Regions from separate parts of the Homo sapiens genome. Here region 1 is linked to region 2. A link is a contact called in ENCODE Hi-C or POLR2A ChIA-PET data. All regions are on one chromosome and are shown on one strand. Each heading gives the region's core, a stretch centred on a gene start or an enhancer-like site at or near the end of the contact. The rest is flanking DNA. Distances are from core to core; before and after follow the strand shown.

Region 1 (5,335 bases), core at 390-2,889, 1.1 Mb before region 2:
AATACAGACTCAAGAAGGCAGCAAGATCTGTGACCCACCGCTTCCTAGGTCCTCCTGGCTGGCCTGGGCCAGGGCTCTGCGGCGAAAGAGCCTGCCACTAGCTCCGGCTCAGAACCGCATTCCCCGCCACCGCCACGGCTGGGCAGTAGAGGGCGCTGCGTCACCGCGCTCCCAGAGGCCCGATCCACGCCACACAAAGACCGCACTGGACGTGGTTCTCAGGTTTATGGTTAAGGCTACCTGAGAAAAGAGTAGCAAGATGCAGACTTGCTATTACACGATATGATATCACCTATGTAAAAAGTACACAAGAAAAAGACTTGAGGGAAATATAACAAAAGGTTATAAGCATCTGCTCGTGGGAAATGGAATTCCTGTTTTTTCATACTTTCTACATTCTGCCAATTTTCTACAAGCCTGGATTACTCTCGCCATAGGAAAAGACCCGCGCAGTGCTCAGGGACCAGGGAGTAGTCTGGAGGGGTTGCCAGGGACGCATTTATGGTGAAACTGAATTCGTGCCTGGATTCAGGTAGGCGCTGGGGAGCTCCTCGGAGGCTCACCACATGCCCTCACCACCACACGGGCTCGAGATGCCCCGGAAGCGCTCACAGAAGAAGACCCAGCACAGGCCCAGCCCAGGAGCCTCTGGGAGGGCTTCCCGGGAGAGAAGTCCTCTGCGCTGAGACCTGTCAAACACACCTCATGTGCAGGGAGCACCGGGAGCAAAGGCGCAGAAGCCAGGGGAGGAGGAGGCTGCCAGCGCACGTTAATGTCTGGGGCTCTGGCTGGGAAAGGGAAGACAGGAAATCCCGGAGCTGGTGTGCAGCCCTGCAGGCCCCACTGAGGGGCCTGCCTTACCCTATAGGCTCCTGGTAGACCCCCAGCACTCGGAGCACAAGCCCCAGCCACTGCTCCCCACCAGAGGGGAGGTGATCAGATTCCTCCTCTGGAGAGTGTAGAGACCTGAAGCCTCAAGGAATAAAACAGCATACTCATCCTTTCCTAGGTCTTCAATGGAAAATTTGAATGAATAATCAACATTTCATTTTAAAATAAATCAAAGATACTGGATAGGAAAACAACACACAAAAAAACCCCACAAAAACCAAAAAACCCTGATGGATGAGGCTTACATAGGTGTGCATCCTACCTGTAAATTACCGCACAGGAGAACTTGGGACAGACAAATGGCTTTTACTTGGAAGCACTAATGAACATTCAATTATCCTGTTGCATATTGGCTGACTTAACTCAGCCAAATTAGAATACATTTTATATTGACTATTTTGACATTTGTTTTATTTGGCAAGTAAAACAAAACTGATCCGATTTCCTTGCAGCCATTGTAAACCATAAACTGTACAGCAGAGGTGATAAAATACATAAGCCTTATAAACATCTGGTTCTGACGCACTACCCTCCAAACCCACCAGGCTGCCGGTGGCTCGGTGTTCTCGGCTGTCTTGCTTCAGGTGCAAGTGACTTTGCTCTCACAGTCACCAGCAGGCTTCTGAGAGCTCTCTCTGCTTTATCTGAGAGAACTGGTGTTCTTTCTTTAACCACAGAAAGTCAAAACCTGCCTGAGGTGGTGCCCATTTCTGGGCCCTTCTAGACCACATGATGTCAGCAGGGAGCAGCTGTAACAACTTCAGGGCAACTGCTCCTGTGGGGGCTTTCCAGCCTCTGCAAGGAGCCCACACTTGAGCTGCTCCAAGTACAAGTGATGGGCCTCAGCACAGGTGATGGAGGACCCCGACACACAGGTGATGGACTTAGCTGACTCCCCAGCACAGGTGACACACCTGATATAGCCTTGAGCACAGGAGACAGTGACCCTCAGCAGTGCCCTCCAGGGCGGAGCTGACAGCGCTCTGGCTCAGAAGTGAGGAACAAGTGCTGATGGGCAGTGCGAACCTCACACTCTTGAACCCAACAGAGACTCAACTGTTCACCCTGCAACTCTGGGAGGCTTATTAGAGATTCCTATCTTTTTATGCCAAATGAAACTGAAAACTACTTCTAAAGTTTCAGGCAATTCCAGGGGTAGTTAAGTTTAAATACCACTCTTGGTTTGTGAAACTGTCATGAGAAGGACCAGATTGTCTTTATAGGGGGATGTCCCAGAGGACAGAGTCCTCAGGGCTTTGGAGCCTCATTACAGCACATTCTTCCAAGTGAGACGGAGGCTTGGCACAGAGGAACAGAGTACAGAGAGCTGGTGGTATGTCCCGGAGGGCAGGCTGTATTGTGGATGGCCCAGGAAGACCTACTGGTGACTCTTCTGTCCGGTTCCTGACAGATTTTGTTCATCTCTATTCACCCACGTGGAAGCTTGGAGATCCATTCTCATTTACGTTATGTCAATCCCTAAGTGTTGCTGCCTCACCGTTCTTGTTTTATTTACTTTTGCAATCCCTTTCTCAAGCTTAATCCATCAGTGCTGTTTGTTCCTTGCCCTTAGTTTACTCCTAGTGATGCACAGGATTTTTATTTGACAGGATTCTTTTTGCAGAAAGTGTAGAGACTGTTACTACCTCTGTTATGACTGAAATCAGTTGCAGAGCAAACAGTTGGCTCACCCAAGTTTCTTTGCGGAGACAATTGTTAAAACTAGCATTTCCTGAAAAACTCCTCACTATTCTCTCATACCCAAACTACCCATTTCTTACTTTATAGCTCATTGGAAAAAGAAATTATATGAAAATGAAGAATATAAGAACTCACCTACCCTCCTGGGTTTCAAATGAGTTGCTGGCCAAGACAGAGAAGGAATTTGACCTTAAGGCCAGTGATCCCAACCCCATGGCTATACAGCACGTGTCTGTGTGTAGCTAGCAGCTCTTTTGAATAGGGAGCCAATTTTAAGTTGCATAATCTGCAATTTTAGAAGCCTGCAGAACACGCACAAAATAGACTATAGAATGGCCTTTGCATTCATGTAATGCAAAGATTTCCAAGTGGATTTTTAAAAATCTCCTCTAAAGATATATTGCTTCTACAATTATTCAGCTGTACTTTGCAGTATTTCAGCAGACACTAAGTGGTGGTGTTCTAAAATGTTGTGCAGGGACCTAAGACCACAGGACAACGCAAGACACCCCGACAAGGCCTCACCTGGGAAGGTTGGGGGCTGGGGTGGAGGCAGCTGATGACTGGGAAGGCGTTGTGGGTTGAGATGAGTCATGATTTCTTGGTACTCTGCCCATTCGATACCAGATCCCCATGCTGTTCAGTTCCCTTTAGGAAAAAAGAGAAATCTTCATGGCTCTGGTTAGCACAAAGCATTTACCTGAGTGACAAAGCAAACCAATTCATTTAAAAGAGTCATGGCCTCAAACACCAGGGAATCAATTCTTGCCCTCCACGTGAAATGGGTTCCACCGTCTCCTTTGTGCTCTGGGTGTCATAGTTCACACGAGGGTGACCCGTTCCATCTAGGCAGGCCTTCGGGACAAGGCCGCCTGCATCACCCTTCCCAAGCTTGCCTTCCTACTCCAACTGGTACTTTCCTTGCTTCTCCAAACTTCTTTTTGTTTTGCCATTTCCTTGTGGAGTGTGACGTGATAATCCACATCAAGTCCTTTGTGCAATTAGGAGAGACAGATAGGGAGATGCTGGTTTTTAACCATGAGAAGAATTAGCCCCCTACTCTATAACACACTCCAATCTCAGGATACAGCCTCTTGCAGCTGGGTGTCACCTGCCGTTGGACTCATTCTCAGGGTCAGTTTGGGAGTCATCTTCAAACTACAAAACTCGAGGCCCCATGAACCACACAACTAGGAGTGGACACCAAGGGGCCTCCCAGACGCCGCATAAGCTCTCCTGTGACCTCCCTCGCAGTCACCACAGCCCCGCCCCCTACTACACCACACACTCGTGAGTGCTGAGGAGACAGCCACGCTCCTAGGAATAGTGACGGGATCATTTTCACCATATTCAGTTTCCAACTTCCCAGTTGCCCACAGAACTGCATCTTTGGGACCTGATGTAGAGGAATATAATCTCTTCAAAAAATGGAAAATGACTTATTCTGTGGGAACCCCTAATAAGCTTCTCAGAACACCCCAGGAACCATGTAAAACCACAATCCTGTCTTCTTAGATGAGTGATTCCAATGAACTGCACTGATTTCTCCACCTCTGGGCCGTGGCCTCCAGCTGCCAGGCTTTGGAGGTGCTGTTTGCAATGTGAGGTTTCTATCTTCCCCAACTGACAATCCCAAACCCTTGCAAAGTAACATGTAGAACTGTGCCCGCTTTTAAGAATAAGTGACTTAGAGTTCTGAATACTGAATTCTCTTTCCTTGCTTAAAAATAACACTGGAATTGTCTTCCTCTGGAAAAGAACTGTTGCCCCAAGATGAAATAAAACTATAGCAATATTTCCAAAGTGACATAAAGGAAAAAAGCCTTTGGTTTTATCAAGGTACATACTGGTACATATCTATTCCTTAAAATTTTTAAATTGGTTAAAAATGGAATCTTTTTACAACAGGATAGTTTGTAGTTAAAGATACACATAGCAACTGAAATTAGATTTAAAAGTTCATTACTAAATTGCTGGTTTCTGCCATTTGTATGTAAATGGGTGCTTCTGAGGTGCCTGAAGTATGTTTATTCTAACTATTTCCTACTCCTGTAGTCCTGTTTACATAATTAGTGTAAACCGTGTTGCAAAACGGGATTTTTGAGTGTGTAGGAAGGGAATGATCACAGAGTCCTTCTTAACCACATGATCTTGACACAGAGCATTCAGATGCCAGAGCTGAACACCCACCGAGGTGAAACTCTGCATTTCTGTGGTACCTGCTCCCTGCATGCTTCAAGCAAATGCCACGAGGGCTCATCTGCTGTCTCACCGGGTCTAGGCTATCAGAAAGGCCCTGGCTGATACAAAGGCGGCTCTGGGCTCAAATGAACAAGAGTAAAGCAGAGTACAGGCCTGAGCCAGGAGGCTGGCCTCAGAAGCCGAGGAGGACAGGGTGCCTCTGGGAGCCCACAGGGAAACACATGGCCCCTGCCAGCCCTGGCCAGGGAAGACGCACATGGCTGAGGGGGCTGTAAACCATCTGCCACACCGAGTAAAGTGCACACCTGGATTTCAGTTGACTGAAGACAGTGAACATCTATTTCCTTCTGGACAGCTGGCATCCACTCACCCCCTTTCTGACTTTTGACTGCCCCTCCATATTTTAGGAGCAGCACCAGTCGTGGTTTGTCCTTGAGTTCCAATGGAGCTGATCCTACTTCCTGCTCAGGCCTGGTCAATGGAAGAATTTTCCAGAAAACAGTGACAAGCCCAGGGTGCACATGACCCTACCTAGATCAAT
Region 2 (5,246 bases), core at 451-2,950:
CAGTTCTTCTAAGTAGACTTATAAATCCAAAAAACCTTATTTCTATTTCAGGAGTTTTTTTGTTTTGTTTTGTTTTTTGAGACGGAGTCTCGCTCTGTTGCCAGGCTGGAGTGCAGTGGCGTGATCTTGGCTCACTGCAATATCCACCTCCCGGGCTCAAGTGATTCTCTTGCCTCAGCCTCCCAAGTAGCTGGGATTACAGGCATGGGCCACCACACCCAACTAATTTTTGTATTTTTAGTAGAGATGGGGTTTCACCATGTTGGCCAGGATGGTCTCGATCTCTTGACCTCAATGATCCGCCCGCCTCGGCCTCCCAAATTATTTCAGGAGTTCTTAATCTTTTTGTGCACGGACCTCATTGGCAGTTTGGTGAAGCCTATGGTCCCTTTCTCAGATTTCTTTTAAGTGCATAATTAAATACATGTGATTACAAGGGAAACCAATTATATGGAAATATTAGCAAAACAACAAACTAATATGGTCATAATATATGTACAGCCTTATTATCACATTAAATAACAATGTCTAACGGCGGGTCTAGTAACACCAGAAATTCAAAGAAGTGTTAACCATAAATGATATTCTGAGCTATCTGCAACTGTAAACATGATGCAAAAATATCCGTAATTTTTATTGATCACAAAGTCATAGGCGCTGCTAATGCTACTCTGGCTTGTTGTCCACATTCGTAACTGAAGGAAATAATAAGTTTCAGTTAGCAGTCAATAAAAATAATGATGTCATTTTATCCTCCTTCTAGTGAAAGGACCCTTCTAATTCTATCCATCAATGAACTCCAGTTTAAAACCCCTCTCTAGTTCAAAGTCCTGCTCAGAACTGATTTTCGTCATAAATTTAAAAATAAAAACACTGATTCCTCCTTTGACCTAGTTCTCATCTGAACCTATCACTATGTCTCCCTGTTTTTATGCACATTTATACACAGAACCCTGGGTGTACTTCTGTGGTTTGCCTAGCCAGCACTCACTACAATTTTGCCAGTCAATAAAAGGTGAAGTTAAAAGAAAAGGGATGGAAACAACCAACAGCTCCCTCACTTTCAGACCTCCGACAGCAAGTGGAAAGATGCCAAGTACAGTGAGTGTCTGTGTTAGGTGGGCTGCCCCCAGACCCGTGTGTCCAGCTTGTCAAGCTTCCCTGCAGCACGATATCTTTATCAGCGACACTCAGAAGACATTCCATTTCGTTCTCGCCTCCTATACTCAGTTCCCTACCTGCCGGGCCTCTCGTCTCTGGCCCCCACCCGAGGCCGCCCCGCGGTCCTCCTGTCCCTTCCCATCCCATCCCCCACGCGTCTCTCCCTCTCCTCAGCCCCAGGCCGCCCTGGCTCCTGCGCGCCGCCACATCTCTCCCCTGGGTCTAACCCAGTGTCCCCCGACCCCCACCTCGCCCGACACTGACGGGAAGAGCCCAGGACCCCGGGGTCAGTTGGACCTGACGGCCGGGCAGTCAGAGACAGGCTGCGGCCCTAGGCCGGAGCAACCCGGCCGCGAGGCAGGGAGCCGCTCACAGCCCGCGGACTAAATCGGGACGCGTACTCACCAAGGGGGTCATGCGGGGGAGGACACGGAGGACTCTGTCGGACCGCCACTCGGCCTCGGAGCCGTCGCCCTAGCCGGTGACTGCCCCCGCCGCCGCTGCCGCCACCTTCGCCACTCGCCTGTTGGCTTCCCTGCGTCCTGCAGCGGCGCTGCCGCCACGCCAGCGCGCGTGCGCAGCGCCGCGGGGGCCTCTGGGAGCTGTAGTTCCGCCCGGGCGGCTAGGGGCTCCCACTTCCGCCTTAGGCAGCCCTAGGTCAGCTGCCCCCTGAGGCTGTCGTGGGTGTCCGGGTCCGGAATCGTCTTCCGGAAGGCTGTTCACCAGGCCTGGGCCCTGGTTTCCGCCTGCAGTAATGCTGGACGTGAAGAATCCGACTGAGCAAGTATGTGTAAAGCAAAAATGTAGAGCGTTTTATGCTTTCTGTGACAACGCTCAGTTGCCCAGGACACATTATTCGCATGAATGACTCTCTCTCTTCTCTGTTTCTCTCTCACACGTACGCACACACTACTTACAAACCTCCCTTCCCTTTTTTTTTTTTTTTCGAGACGGAGTCTGGCTCTGTCGCCCAGGCTGGAGTGCAGTGGCTCAATCTCGGCTCACTGCAAGCTCCGCCTCCCGGGTTCACGCCATTCTCCCGCCTCAGCCTCCCAAGTAGCTGGAACTACAAGCGCCCGCCACCACGCCCGGCTAATTTTTTGATTTTTAGTAGAGACGAGGTTTCACCGTGTTAGCCAGGATGGTCTCGATCTCCTGACCTCGTGATCCGCCCGCCTCGGCCTCCCAAAGTGCTGGGATTACAGGCGTGAGCCACCGCTGCCGGCCCCTCCCTTCCCTTTTGTTCTAAGTGCCATTAATTGGTTTGGATGGTATCTGGATTTTCAGTGTAAAACCTGCCTTCCCACTTCTCAGTTTCTAAAATCTTGCTTATCATAAACTTCACCATGCAGTTATTTTAGGTAAGTCAATAAATGAACTGTCTAATAATTTTTGTAACACCATAACTCATATATTCAGAGGTCAAGTTAGCTGAGTTGAACAGTCTAGAAACCTTAAAATTGGAAGATACCTGCTTAAAGGTCACTAGTGCAACTGTTGCCCAGGCAGGAATTCCCTCCTGTACATTCAGCCAGATGGTCATCTTCCTGTTCAACAGTTCAAATTTCAGGGAGCTCACTCCCTCAAGTAATGCAGCCTGCTCCACTGTTGGACAGCTCTAAATGTTAGAAAGTTCTGCCTCCTGCTGAGCTGAAATCTGTTTCCCTTTATTTCCTTCCATTGCTGGTAGTTAGGCTGCCTGGAGCAATACAGAATGTCTTCCACTTGACAGATCTTCAAAAAATTGAGAACAATGATTATATCCTCCAATACTGGGAGTCTCCAGGCAAAAAAAGGAAAAAAGTAATAATCATTTCCCCAGCTATTTCAAATGTCAATCAACTCCCAAACTGCTTTCTATCTACTCACCTCTCTTGATGTCACCTTTAGGGGCATGGTGGCATATGCCTATAATCCTAGCACTTTGCGAGGCCAAGGCAGGAGGATTGCTTGAGCCCAGAAGTTCAAGACCAGCCTGAGCAACATAGTGAAACCCCAACTCTACAAAAAATACAAAAATCAGCGAGGCATGGTGGCTTGCACCTGTAGTCCCAGCTACTAGGGAGGCTGAAGTGGGAGGATCACCAAGCCCAAAAAGGTCAAGGCTGCAGTGAGCTGTGATCATGCCACTGAACTCCATCCTGGGCAGCAGAGTGAAACCTGTCTCAAAACAAAACAGCAACAACAACATTGACAGAATTGCTTCATATTTATTGCCTTGTTTTATGACTACATAGGTAGTAATAGAACCACCTATGGTAGGCTGGTCAGATGTTATTGCTATCGTGCTGCCATTCAACTCATTCAGGAATTCAATCAGCTCTGTTACAAGACATTACTCAATGCACCGCTGGCATGAAATAAGCAAGAGGAGGCCGGGCGCAGTGGCTCACGCCTGTAATCCCAGCACTTTGGGAGGCCGAGGTGGGCGGATCATGAGGTCAGGAGATCGAGACCATCCTGGCTAACACGGTAGAAACCTGTCTCTACTAAAAATACAAAAAATTAGCCGGGCATGGTGGCAGGCGCCTGTAGTCCCAGCTACACGGGAGGCTGAGGCAGGAGAATGGCGTGAACCCGGGAGACGGAGCTTGCAGTGAGTGGAGATCGTGCCACTGCACTCCAGCCTGGGCGACAGAGCGAGACTCTGTCTCAAGAAAAAAAAAAAAAGAAAAGAAATAAGCAAGAGGATACAATTTACAATCTAGGGTAGGATGAAACTGCCACAGATTAAGGATCATCATAATAAGCCAAGGTACAAAGCATTCTGAGATTCTCAGAGAGAATGGCCTTTTCAAGTTGAGGGTTCATGACCTTATGGAAGAGGTGACAGTTAGGAGTTACTGGATGGCTGGATTTCAAGACAAGAGATGGCATTCGTGGACTGCTAAGGAAGAACTCAGCCTTAGCAAAACCACATTCACAGTGGGCTCTGGAACACTGCGTCTGGGTAGGCTGGAGCACCCAGGCCAGGGAGGAAGGGAAGGAGAGGCCCCAAAAGTTGCAAAAGAATCTTCAGGGAAGCTGCATTGCATGTGAGAAGTAAAAAAGGAACTAGAATGGTCAGTTAATCTTCTGAGCCCTGTTCTGTCACCTACAAATGAAGAACTTGAACTAACAAGCAATTTTCTTTTTTTTTTCCAGTCAGCACACTCAAGGAATTCAAATCTCCTGCTAGAACTATGGATCACTACAACAGTGATTCTTGGGAAATATGGAATAGGTATTATTTTCATCCCTTTTACAAATGGGAAAGTAAACTCAAGAGGTGAAAATTTGCTCAAAATCAATAAGTAGTACTCACTGAGGGCAGATCACTGTCTCCCTAGAACCTGGCATACTGCCTAGAATGTAATGTTTGTTTTTTGTTTTTTAAATGAATGGATGAATACACAGTAAACTCTGTCCAAAGCCCCTTTCTTTCCATACACAACTCAGTCTTCCCTGACATAGAAGGATATGAAGTTACTTGTTCATGGTCACAAAATTCATACTGGACCTTGTGTAGAGTTTAGTTCTTCAGCCTCCCAACTCCATACTCTATTAAACTACTCTGCCTTAGAATCGCAAAACATTTTTTTTAATGTTCTTTTTCCTTCTATGTGTACACAGCCAGTCTTAGAAGTAAGCCAAGAAAGCAGATGCTATGGCCAAGTGATTTAAGGGGCCTCTGGCAAGTATTTCTGGACAAAAAAACACTTTATCCCCAGGTCCCTCAAAGGCCCCCAAACTTCATCACTTATATTGAATCACAAATGTTAACTTGAGGTGAAAATTTAAACCAACACATAGTCCCTGAGGGCGCAGACTCCATCTTATTCACCACTGGGCGTACTGCCTAGAATGTAATAATTTGTCTACATTTTTATTTTAGAAATAGGTCTTGCTATGTTGCCCAGGCTAGAATGCAGTAACTATTCACAGGTGCTATCGTGAGGGCTCAAGGGATCCTCATGCCTCAGCTTCCTGAGTACCTGGGACCACAGGCTTGCACCGCTGTGCTGGGCTCGCCTGTTTGTTTTTTGTTTTGTTTTGTTTTGTTTTGTTTGAGATGGAGTCTCACTCTGTTGCCCAGGCTGGAGTGC

What was found. Hi-C counts contacts between places; a loop is a spot of excess contacts on that map. ChIA-PET counts read pairs that join two places held with the same protein, here RNA polymerase II (POLR2A). Pooled maps may share reads with other maps.
Region 1: a loop to region 2 is called in a pooled map, with 4 times the contacts of the local background. The contact joins the enhancer-like site here to the promoter of GAPVD1 in region 2. A Hi-C loop is called at or near these places in 3 of 50 pooled maps. POLR2A ChIA-PET finds 5 or more read pairs at or near these places in 3 of 52 experiments (PC-9, T-cell and endothelial cell of umbilical vein).

What each region holds. Positions count from the first base shown.
Region 1 is chr9:126,393,480-126,398,814 of GRCh38, reverse strand. MVB12B (multivesicular body subunit 12B) reads right to left here. Exons shown (of 10, transcript NM_033446.3): 6 at 3,118-3,240. Among named protein-coding and RNA genes, the nearest start is that of NRON, 14 kb to the left of the region's middle. RefSeq lists a silencer at 187-246. Within about 2 kb of position 1,639, at least 4 of the 41 ENCODE cell types and tissues checked have a DNase peak (open chromatin) inside an H3K27ac peak, as active enhancers do.
Region 2 is chr9:125,258,280-125,263,525 of GRCh38, reverse strand. GAPVD1 (GTPase activating protein and VPS9 domains 1) reads right to left here and starts at 1,700. Exons shown (of 28, transcript NM_001282680.3): 1 at 1,567-1,700. RefSeq lists silencers at 1,554-1,683, 1,622-1,803, 5,127-5,246.